Linked DNA regions of Mus musculus: region 2 is linked to region 1. The links are chromatin contacts, found by Hi-C or POLR2A ChIA-PET in ENCODE. All regions are on one chromosome and are shown on one strand. Each heading gives the region's core, a stretch centred on a gene start or an enhancer-like site at or near the end of the contact. The rest is flanking DNA. Distances are from core to core; before and after follow the strand shown.

Region 1 (5,227 bases), core at 1,941-4,440:
TGTATAACTTTGGGCAACCTACATCACTGGTCTGTCTTCTGTTATTACACCTGTAAAATGTAGGCACTAGCACACCTTTCATAGAATGATTGTTTAGTAATGAAGAGGTTAACGAAGGCACTGAGAAGAGTACTTAGCCTAGCACTGAGGATTGTTTAGTAATGGAGAGGTTAACGAAAGCACTGAGAAGAGTACTTAGCTTAGCACCGAGGATTGTTTAGAAATGGAGAGGTTAACGAAAGCACTGGAAGAGTACTTAGCTTAGCACCGAGGATTGTTTAGAAATGGAGAGGTTAATGAAGGCACTGAGAAGAGTACTTAGCTTAGCACTGAGGACAGGCTTTGTGCTAGAATTACTTTTGATGTTCGTTAGAATTCTCTGACCTGCACTTTTAAGAGATTTTTTTTAATTGGCCTGGTTGAATCTGCTACTTGTTCTCTGGGAAGCATAGTGTATTTAAAAATACAATTTTTCGGTTCTTAATGAAAAAAATCAGTGGGATTCTAGTTAGAAAGACAGCCTTTATGAAATCAGACTGAAACAATGGTGGTAATAATAATAATAATAATAATAATAATAAGTAGTAGTAGTACTAGTAATAAATTGGCACAATTTTTCTAAGGGCTTTTAGGTTGGGAACTGTATTGCCACCCATTGGATAAATGCTATGTCTAAATGGGCAAAGGACTTGTGAAAGTTTTATGGCTTGGTTAAAAACCTTAGGGTGATATAGGTTAAAGAGATTTTATCCCCAATGCTGTTGAATAGCAGGAAGTTTATAAGTGGAAAAGGGCAGCTTTTGTGAACATGTCAGACATAAAACAAAACACCACATTAAAGGGAAGACTGGAGCGCAGATAGGGCCGCCTGGCTCCAGGGAGCCGTTCTGCAATCATGGTCACAGCTTTCTATGCATCTTGGACCCCATTTAAATTCACAATAAAAACCAAGAAAGCAAATGTACACCAGGTACTTTACTCTCGACACCTTTCTAGGTGCCCTGAAGATAGGAGGCAGACTTTCAGGGTGCAGATTAGGGGGGTGGGAAGGAGCTCATCTTACTTCATGTCTTCAGGGGGCTGCCACAGCCTCGGCACCATGTTCCAATCATGGAATTCAGAATGCAAATCTCTAGCAGATGAGACGGCTGGAAAACAGAAACTGCCACAGACCCAGAAGGCTTCCAAAGTTCTCCTCTAAACATCATCTGAGAGCCCAGGGGCTGTGAGCCCCGAGACTGGTAGCCCCGTCTTCCAACCATGGGTGAGGCCTCCTGGAAAACCTAGGCACTTCCAGATGGACTGTCAACCATTCCTTGAATATAGATCTTAATCCTTTATCTCACACGTTACATCGCTAGACATTTCATAACGGCCTTATGGCCGAGTCCTTCATTCTGAAAAAGGTGTTTGTGTATACTGACATCTAAACTGTCCATCAAATCACAGTGGTGGAGGTATCTACAACTGTCCAGAAGTTGTACTCCCTAGCTCAGTTGTTAGTTGAAAGATCTTTTATAAGTCAGACCATTACAGGAGTCTTTTAATGGACTTAGGGGTGCCCCTGGGGCATCCTGGCTGCTTCCTGGGGAGGCTTATTTCTCCCTGTGATGTTAAGGGGGAGTTCCCAAGTCTGGGTCTACTATTAAAGCAGGGACATCTGCTACCCTCCTAATATTTTCAAGGCGGCACCCCTCCTCCACCCCCTCCCAGAACTCGAGGATACTGGGAGGGCTACAAGCTGCCAGGGTGAGGAAGCAGCAGAAGGAATCTTTGTCTCCCCAACACATCCATCAGTTCCCTCCCCAGAGCCCCCACTACACACTGCACACAATCAGCAGCCCACTCCCCGCAAACGCACCAAGGCTGCAAAGATTCAGGCTCCAGTCCCTGCCTGACATTCCTCTTCCCACCCTCCTTTTAATTCACTCACTTTTTTTTTTTTAAACAAAATGTAATTACTTGACTGTCAGCCGGGGCTGCACTCTGGGGCTTTAACTCCTTTCAACACAGATGTGCGCCCAGCTTTGATGCCGCTGTACTCGCAGCTTGTCCCAGCCACAGCCGGCTCGGTAATGTAACATTCAAGTGCATATTTATTTTTAAACTGACCTCTCCTAGACGGTGCAGTATAAAGCAGGTCCTGCCAAAAAATATGCTACTTTCTATTTATAAGATGAAACACATGCCTTCCCTCCCAAAGGCGAGAGCGGGGTGGAGTATAATAATTCATAAAGAAAAAAACTGACTGGCCGGATCCATTCGTCCTCGCATGGCTGTGTCAAGATACTTAGTGAGAAGGAAGAGAAAAGAAGAGGAAGAAGAGCAATAGCAGGAGGAAGAGGAGGAGGAGAGGCAGGAGGAGAAGGAGAGGGGAAGGAGGAGGAAGAGGGAGTAAAGATCTTGTAAACGCTTCAGTTGTTCAGAAACCGCAGTCGAGAAAGAAAAAAAAAATTTTTTTCCCCCAACTGCCAGATCTGCAGGTTGGAGCCTCAGCTACAATGTGCTGCCTCTGTCAGTTCGGAAACTGCCAAGCTGCGCGGTGCACTCTCGCGCCGCGCCGCATCGGTGCAAACACACAACTAGAGGGCCGCGGTAGCCAAGTGCGGTTTGTTCTGCTGGAAAAACGCAACACGCGCCCAGAATGGCTGTCAATGGCCTGGAGGGGGCCGTGCTGACTGCAGCCCCACCCTAAAGAAGTAGGTGGCAGAGCTCCGCGTCCTGATCCCCCCTCCCGGACGTCAAGCATGATGTCCCCTTTGATCCTCTAAACATCAGCTCAACCAGGCGGTGCGGTAGATTATCCTCGCACCCTCTAAGTCTTCCAAGGCCACCATCTGCACTAGCTGGAAGGGGGCTTAGGTTGAGGGTCGGACAGTCTTACAGGTGGAGAGACAGCCTGGGTCACACACTCACCAGCAGTCTCTAAGGCTCCTAGCTTCTGCCCGGAGGGCCGGGCGTCGGCCCGGGTCGCCTCCCGAGGGCGCAACAGTCCTCGCTGGTGCGCGCAGAACCAGAGGGGCGGCAACGGTTCACCGCAGAATCTGCTCCGGGACTGCGCGCGGCGTCTCCCGGGAGGCAGCCGCTGCGGAACTGGGTTGTCGGTGAGCGTCCCGCTGCTGTGCTCCCAGCGGCAGTTGGAAGCGCCCGCGACACTGTGCGCGCGGCTGCCGGACGCCGGGCCTCAACCTGCCGAGGGCGGGGCGCAGGACGCAGGGCGGGGCCGGCGCGGGGCGGGGCGGGGCTGTGAGGCCAGGGCAGGGCGGGGAGAAGGGTGCGGGCCGACCTGGACCGTCCCTCCGTTGTACCTGTCCCCCACCTCCCCACCACCCCCAGACCCGCAGGACTGGAGGCGAGGCTGCGGACTCTTGGAGGACAAAGGCTACCCACTGTCACCTCCCAGTTCCACCCCTTCCCAGTGGTGGCTTCTCTCAGAGGCAATGCCGGCTGGGGCTCCCTCAGGCACAAAGAAAAGTGGCGGGGTGCTCCCTTTAAAGAGGGGACCCCAGAGCGTTGCTGTCCGTACGGTGCGGGAGAACAATGGGACTCCGCCCGCACCCGGGACCCTCGTGCTCACCCTCGTGTCCCCGCCTTTCCCTGTCCTACCTAACCCACCTAGCAGTGCGGGGCTTCGCAGCGGAGGAAGGGGACCTGCGCGGGGAAGAAGGGCCACCTGACCGGGTCGCCGCAGCGCGGCCGCAGCTCCCTGGGGACCCCCTGGCAGCTGTAGCTCTCGGGAGGGAAAAGGAGGGTCGCGTGCTGTCAACGTGCAGCCGGCTCCCCTTGCAAGCTGTCGCCAAAACCTGGAGCGCGGATCTGACGCGCGGGAGACGCGGGGTGGAGGCTGAGAGCCTGCGGGACGCAGAGAAACGCAGACGCAGCAGGTTTTTCCTGTCGGGAGGGTGACGTCTCCTCCCCCTCCAGGTCTGTCAGAGATTGACCTAAAGCTGCGGAAGCGGGTGGCGGCTCTCCGGGACGCTCTGCGAGGCGGCGCAAGTGGCGCAGCTGCTGCTGCTCCGGACCGTAAAATTCCGCCCGTGGCGACACCTGCACCTGTCGGTCACCCAGCCAGGGCCTCAGGACGACCCGCCCCTCTGTCCCTGGACCTCTGTAGGAACCCAGAGAATTAATGTTAATTGTCTTAATTGGTCGCCCTCTCTTCCTTCTCCCTTAGTCCGCCAGGTTGGAGACAGGAAAAGGTGGTGTTTTCCGGCGTTGATGTCCCCCGCCGGCTTGGTTGACCTGGAAAAGGAGCTAGAACCCCGAGTAGTCGCACGCTCCAGGTCTGGCCCCAACCCTGGGACTCTCAGGTTGCCTGGAAATCCTGGCACAAAGCAGAGCCCCTCCTGGAGACCTTGGCTTCCCTGGGCGCTATCGGGGTCATCACAAGGGTGCCCCCAATCTGAATCGCTCTGAAACCTTAGACCGGGTGCACTTTAAGCCCAGGTCCTAAACCACGGTCGACGTTAAGATGAATTTAAAAAGGAAGCGGACACAACTGTTGGGGAAAGCAAAATACTTGGGTGGAGTGTTAAAAGCCTCAAAGAAAATAATAGTTGGCAGGTTAAACGGCCATGAGGTCGGAAGTCAAATACAAAACCGCAGAAGTGATACCAGAATTTTGACAAGCAAAACAGTCGGTGAAGATAAGGGACCCGGCACTGTTTCCCTTCTCCGAATGACCGACTGCTCCGAAGTTGCCTTTGGCAGATACCTGGGTTCCACTCCGAATTCCTCAGAGTTTTACTTGGGGTTCATATTTCAAAATATATGTTCCATTTGGCACTAATGTATATATTTTATATATGAATTTATTGAAAAATATTAAATGTTACTGGCCTAGTTAGATAAAGGTATTTTTATAAATATTTATGCACAGCTTTCATTACATATGGTATTTTTAAAAGTACAAATATGCATGTATATACATTTATGAAATGCTGTATGAAAATTCCTTTTTTACGCATAAAAGCATTCCTTACACATATGTCATGTGTGTGATTTTTAAAATTCGTTCTATTGTTAGCTGCCATTAAATGCAGTCCATTTCCACGTGTCTAAGTAAATAATTTCTTTTACAGTTTGTGCAAACATAGGGTGGCAGGTGGCTATAAGTTAAAACTTTTATGCCAAAACTCTGTTTTCATTCTTATGAGCTGTTTCTGTTTCACGTAGAGGTGGTTTCTTTCTATATGAGGTTTTAAACAAGTCTTTACCATTGAGCCCT
Region 2 (5,293 bases), core at 1,336-3,835, 190 kb after region 1:
AGATGAGAATACTAACCTGCCAACTAAGATGTGCTCACTGCTCAGTCATGGCGGGCATGTCATGGAGGCAATCAACTGCTGTTCTAAATTGGATTTGACGTCTTCTACATAGGGAAAAAAAATTATACCCGATACTGTAAACCTGTTCAAAAACCACAGCTGAGAAGGTCAGAGGCCCCCAAGAAGGAGCCTATTTATGTTGTTTTAATAAATAGGCATGTCAAAATGCCTTGTAGCTATGTATGTTTACATCTGTAGATTAGTGCTGCTCTTAACTGGAGAAGCATTGTTTTGTAGTCAACAGCAGTCAACGAAGAGACTCATAACCACTCAAAGTGCTAAGAATAAATAACTATTGAATCCTCAGCCTTAAACCTGGATATCTCTATCAGTCTCCTTGCAGACTCGGGGAACATCACAAAATTCAGGAGAGCTAAGAGGTTGTAAGAATTAAAGCAGGATGAGAAATCCTGTGAAGTGCTGACTTCTGAGCATGACGTGGACCACGCACTCATAGATACGACATGGAGCTATGGTTGCCAGCAGAAGGTCCTCCCAAGACTAAACCAGTCAACACTGCAGCACTGGATAGCTAGGGGACTATGAGGAGTGATTGCCACTTGATGGCTGCTGAAGGATGGGGATTTGTTTTTCTTCAAGATGCAACCACAGACAAGATCCCAAGATTCAGGAAGTGACCCCCACACTTGCAAGCAATCACAATCAAACTCAGGGCTTATTATTAATGTTTTAAGATATCGATATAAGAAAGGGACTTTCTTGGAAGTAAAAGATTTCCTGATGGAGTTTCAGGGAAAGGGCATAAAGGAGGAGTGTGATGAATAAATGATGATCAAACTTATATAAAGGTATAAAATTATCAAAAACACTATTTGAAGCAATTTTAAAAGTAAACAATACATTAATACAAAGGAGTTAAGGCATGTACGTTTTTTTGTGCTCCGAAGAGCTCTTCTAGCTACAGAGCCCATGTGGCTCCTCACTGACTGCCGTCACTGCTGAAGTCATTGACCCGACTTCTCTGGTTTCTTCTGCTTTCCTCCTGTCCCTGCAACCCAAAACAGCCTGAGTTACGTTACCTCCTTCTGCAATGGCAATCCAGGGCTCTAGCACACCTAAATGGAAAGTTTGTCACCTGCCAAAACACACTTAACGTCTAAGGTAGTTTGCTGTGTTTTTCTTTTGGCTTATATACTCTCAGGTATTTATTGTTTGAGAGGGCACTAAGTGTGCAACCTAAGTGTTCTATAGCTTTGCATGATGCTTAAGCCAGATCCCTCATAGTATCATCCTATTAGGATGGTACCTTAGTGTTAGTGTGATACAATGTCATTAGATACTTGATACTTTACCTTTATTGTATCCAACTTAATTTTTACGCTTTTGAGGTTGTGTCATTCTTATGCCCTTGTACCATTAGTGAAGTCAAGGCATGCAACGGGAATAACATCCCAGAACTGGAAGCAAGATGAGCCAGACCTCAAACCTAGATATTCTGTGTCAGGGAACATGGTGGTAGAGAGAGCGACAAGTGAACTGTGGCTCGCTTCCTCAGCTGCCTACAGAAAATGTTTCAGAAGAATCTTTCTGTTGATTTATGATATATTTTTAAAAGCCCAATGGTGTAATTTAGTTTATACAAAAGCCCTTGTTTCTTGTGCATGGGCTAACTCAACAATGTAGTAAGGTTAGCCTCGCTCTCAAGATTAGTCACGTGGGGGCTGTGCACAGAAGCAAAGCATTGTAAGCATCCATAAGTAAGTTTGTAAGCTATCCATAAGTGATCTCCTAAAGGGGAGATCACCAACATCTGTCCTTAACAGGACACGAAGCAGTACCCTATACATGTCTACTCCTTGACCAAGTGGTCAGATAGTAAACAAGATGTGAATATTGGCACTGGAACCTACTAACCATTTACTCAAAAGAAGCAACCTGGTTCTGTTTTGCTATAGACTTCATTTTTTTTCCCATGCACAAACTCAATGACTCTATGCGACCTGTAGCATTCAAGCCTATGTCATTAATGTTCCCTTTCTCGGCCTTCTTCCAGTGTACATTGTTCAGGCCTATATCACAGAGACTATATCTCCCTACTTAATTCAACCTGCAAGATGTGAACACAGGATAAGTTAACTCTGCCTAGAAATTTAATGAACCCTGGGTACTCATCAGCCTGTTGGGTCTTTGTGTGTTTCAGAGCTCCTGCCTGCCCTGTGTCTCTTGCCAAAGATGGGAGCAGCTGGGTGTTGCCTTCCAGGATGTCAGCCAGCTTTTCTTGGCAGGAGTAATGCTTATTGTTGAAGTTCCCGAGTTGGCTGCTCACGGTCAGGAGCCGATGAAGATGCTGCCGAGTCTCCTATCAAAACCTCACACAAAGTAGTGGGGCTCCTGAACTCAACACATCGTTTGTGGCCCAAGGCTCATGTCCCATCTCTGTTACCTGAGTCTCCATTATGTAAATTAGTTCTCCCCTGTCCAGGTCTTGTGGGGGAACAGGCTGTTTGCAAAAGGAAGGAAAAGAAATGTTGGCTCAAAGCCGGTAGGTGGAATTCGGGCCAGAAAAGCTGCCTCCCACCTCTCTGCCAAGGCCTTTCAGCTCTGAATTGCTCTGTCCAACACACACCATTCCTACTGCTCAGCCAGATGTCAGGGTGGGGTGGCAGGCAGCCTATCTGAAGTCAGACACACAGAGGAGGAAGCTGTAGGTTTGTATCCAGGAGAAGCAACAAGGCTTCCTCTTTCAGAGTCCAGATCAAGAAAACAGGTCTGCTGGATAAAACACCACCAAGTTCCATGACTTAGTCACTGTGCCATAGCAAGGGAGTGCCTGGGTTTAGCAGGGGATCCGGCAGTGACCCGGACTTCAGGGTGAGCGGGTAGCCTCTCACATAGCCAGAGCCACCCTGGGCATGGTGTATCTGCAAAATTGCAGACACATTTCCTGAGATAAAATGACATGTATTAAGACATTCTAGAAATTAAAAACAAAAGGGGAACAGCCTCAGTAGGTCTTGACCCATAATATATCTGCCAACTTCTAGCAGCCTCCAGAGAACAGAAGAAGAAAGCAGCCTTTGAGACAACAGGTCTGCTTCTCTTGGCCACTATGTCTTCCTTTCTCTCTTCTCCACCCCTGTTTTAAGATCTCAGTCATGTGTGGGCCTATAAGGTGATCAGAGACCATTTGACCAGAGCTCTGACAGGGTGAGCAATGGTCTGGCATCGGAACACCTAGGAGGCCACCTGAACATACACAGGACAGAGTCAGGATAAGTGTCATGGGCCAGTGCTCACAGCCTACCTCCTCTCACCTTGTTCTCTAGCTGCATTGCTACAAGTCACTGCTATCCAGTCTACCAACCTCCCTTTCCATGCTCATCCAACCCAGTCTTCATCCTGAAGCCAAAAGGAACAGGTTTTCACATGCAAATCCAATCACTTAATCCTGAAATCGTCTCCCAGGTTCTCAAATGCACCCTGCCTCAGTCTCTTTTATACATCAATCTCCACGCCTGCTCCCTCACATTCAGTGTGCGAGGCTTATCCAACCTCTTCCTGTATTGGGATCCAGCAGACTTCCTCCTGCCTGCAAGAAGTTACCCTGAGTCTGCTGTTCACTTTGTGATGGACACCCTCTCAATATCCCCTTTGTCTTCTAGCAGCGTCAAGTTTACCTGAACAACTGCTACTCATTCTGCGTGCCCAGCTTCCCCATCCCAGGCTACTTACATCCGGGTGCCTGTCTCATGGCTCTCAGAGCCCTGATACTGGAGCTCTCATCACAGGGGATAGTATTCCCCTGGGGATCCCAGCGAATACCCCTGCACCCAATTCACTCCACCATAAGCACTATGCCAAGTTTTCTTCCACTGGTCCTGGAACTGACCAAATGACCAGGAAATTTATTTATTTAGTTAGTTAGTTGAAAGAAGTTAATTAGCAAAATTAGTTAACGAAATCTCCTAAGTCATTTGGACATTTGTTCAGACAAGCTCCGCCTGTCACCACTCGTCCTAGTCCGAGGGACTATTTTGCATAGGGATAGGGACCTGGTGGGTGAGTGTGCAGCAGGCCAATCAAGGAAGAAAACATAGAGAGGAAAGCAGTCTTGCCAGGTCAGGGGTCCAGGGATATGTGCCCAGGTTCCTCAGATATGTGACATTCCTTGCTTCTATTCCCTGTGTCTTAGTAATTTAAAGACACAGCGCCTCTGCCCTGTACAAACTCCTTCACATTACTTGGAGGCCAAGACAAGGGTGTTGCCAAAGGCACAAAGTGAACCAGAAGGATAGTTCACTGCCAGTTCTGAGACATCTTCTGTGGGTGTGTATGCTCTAATAAAATGAGTCTTTCCTCATTTGGGCAGACTCCATCATGGACTGCCTTACTGCCTCCCACCTTCCTCCCTCTTTGCCAGTCTACTAGGTACCATGTACTTCAAGCCAAAAGACCAAAGCTGCTTTGTCTTTGAGTTTCTGTGTAAACGTAAAATACATAGGCACTGTCTTAGTTAGGGTTTTACTGCTGTGAACAGACACCATAACCAAGGTTACTCTTATTAGGACATTTAATTGGGCCTGGCTTACAGGTTCAGAGGTTCAGTCCATTATCATCAAAGTGGGAGCATGGCCGCATCCAGGCAGGAATGGTAAAGGAGGAGCTGAGAGTTCTACATCTTCATCTGAAGACTGCTAGCAGACTACTGGCTTCCAGGAAGCTAGGATGAGGGTCTTAAAGCCCACACCCACAGTGACACACCTACTCCAACAGGGCCACTTTGATCGTACTTGATCACCTCACCCAGCTCCTCTCAGATCCACTCCCACAGCCACTCAACTTTGTGTTATATTAAGTCCACTTATGCATGTTGCCATGAGTATGTGGCCATCCACTGAACTTATGAAGGACCACAACCTTAAAGAAAACTGACTGTCCTTCTCCAAACAGCTATCACTTGCCAATAGCTCCCCCAGCTAAGGGTAGGACTTCAGCCAAACTCCTTCCTCTATGCTAGGGTTTTGTCTCTCTTGGGTTCACATAGGGCTTGCCCAAACTATCACAACCACTGTGAGTTGGTCTGTGCAACTGCCCTATTGTGCCCAGAAAATACTGTTTCCATGTAGTCACCCACTGCCTCTGCCTCTCTTGATCCTTCAGCCCCCTCTGCTGTGATGATCCCTGAATCTTGGCAGTATGTGTGTATGTTTTATGCAGATGCCCTGTTGAGAGCTCAGTGTTCTACAATCTTTTATTTTTGTGTACCTAGACC

Evidence for each region. A loop is a pair of places that touch in the nucleus more often than their neighbours do. ChIA-PET counts read pairs that join two places held with the same protein, here RNA polymerase II (POLR2A).
Region 2: a map of heart shows a loop between it and region 1 (5-fold over the local background). The contact joins the enhancer-like site here to the promoter of Cdc42ep3 in region 1. A Hi-C loop is called at or near these places in 6 of 37 maps with a recorded cell type or tissue (Patski and heart). POLR2A ChIA-PET finds 5 or more read pairs at or near these places in 1 of 5 experiments (Patski).

The regions. Positions count from the first base shown.
Region 1 is chr17:79,351,901-79,357,127 of GRCm38, forward strand. Cdc42ep3 (CDC42 effector protein (Rho GTPase binding) 3) reads right to left here and starts at 3,191. Exons shown (of 2, transcript NM_026514.3): 1 at 2,917-3,191. Gm17315 (predicted gene, 17315) reads left to right here and starts at 2,799. Exons shown (of 2, transcript NR_165822.1): 1 at 2,799-3,104; 2 at 3,925-5,227.
Region 2 is chr17:79,541,745-79,547,037 of GRCm38, forward strand. No RefSeq gene overlaps it. Among named protein-coding and RNA genes, the nearest start is that of Gm10494, 34 kb to the left of the region's middle. Within about 2 kb of position 2,586, at least 1 of the 3 ENCODE cell types and tissues checked has a DNase peak (open chromatin) inside an H3K27ac peak, as active enhancers do.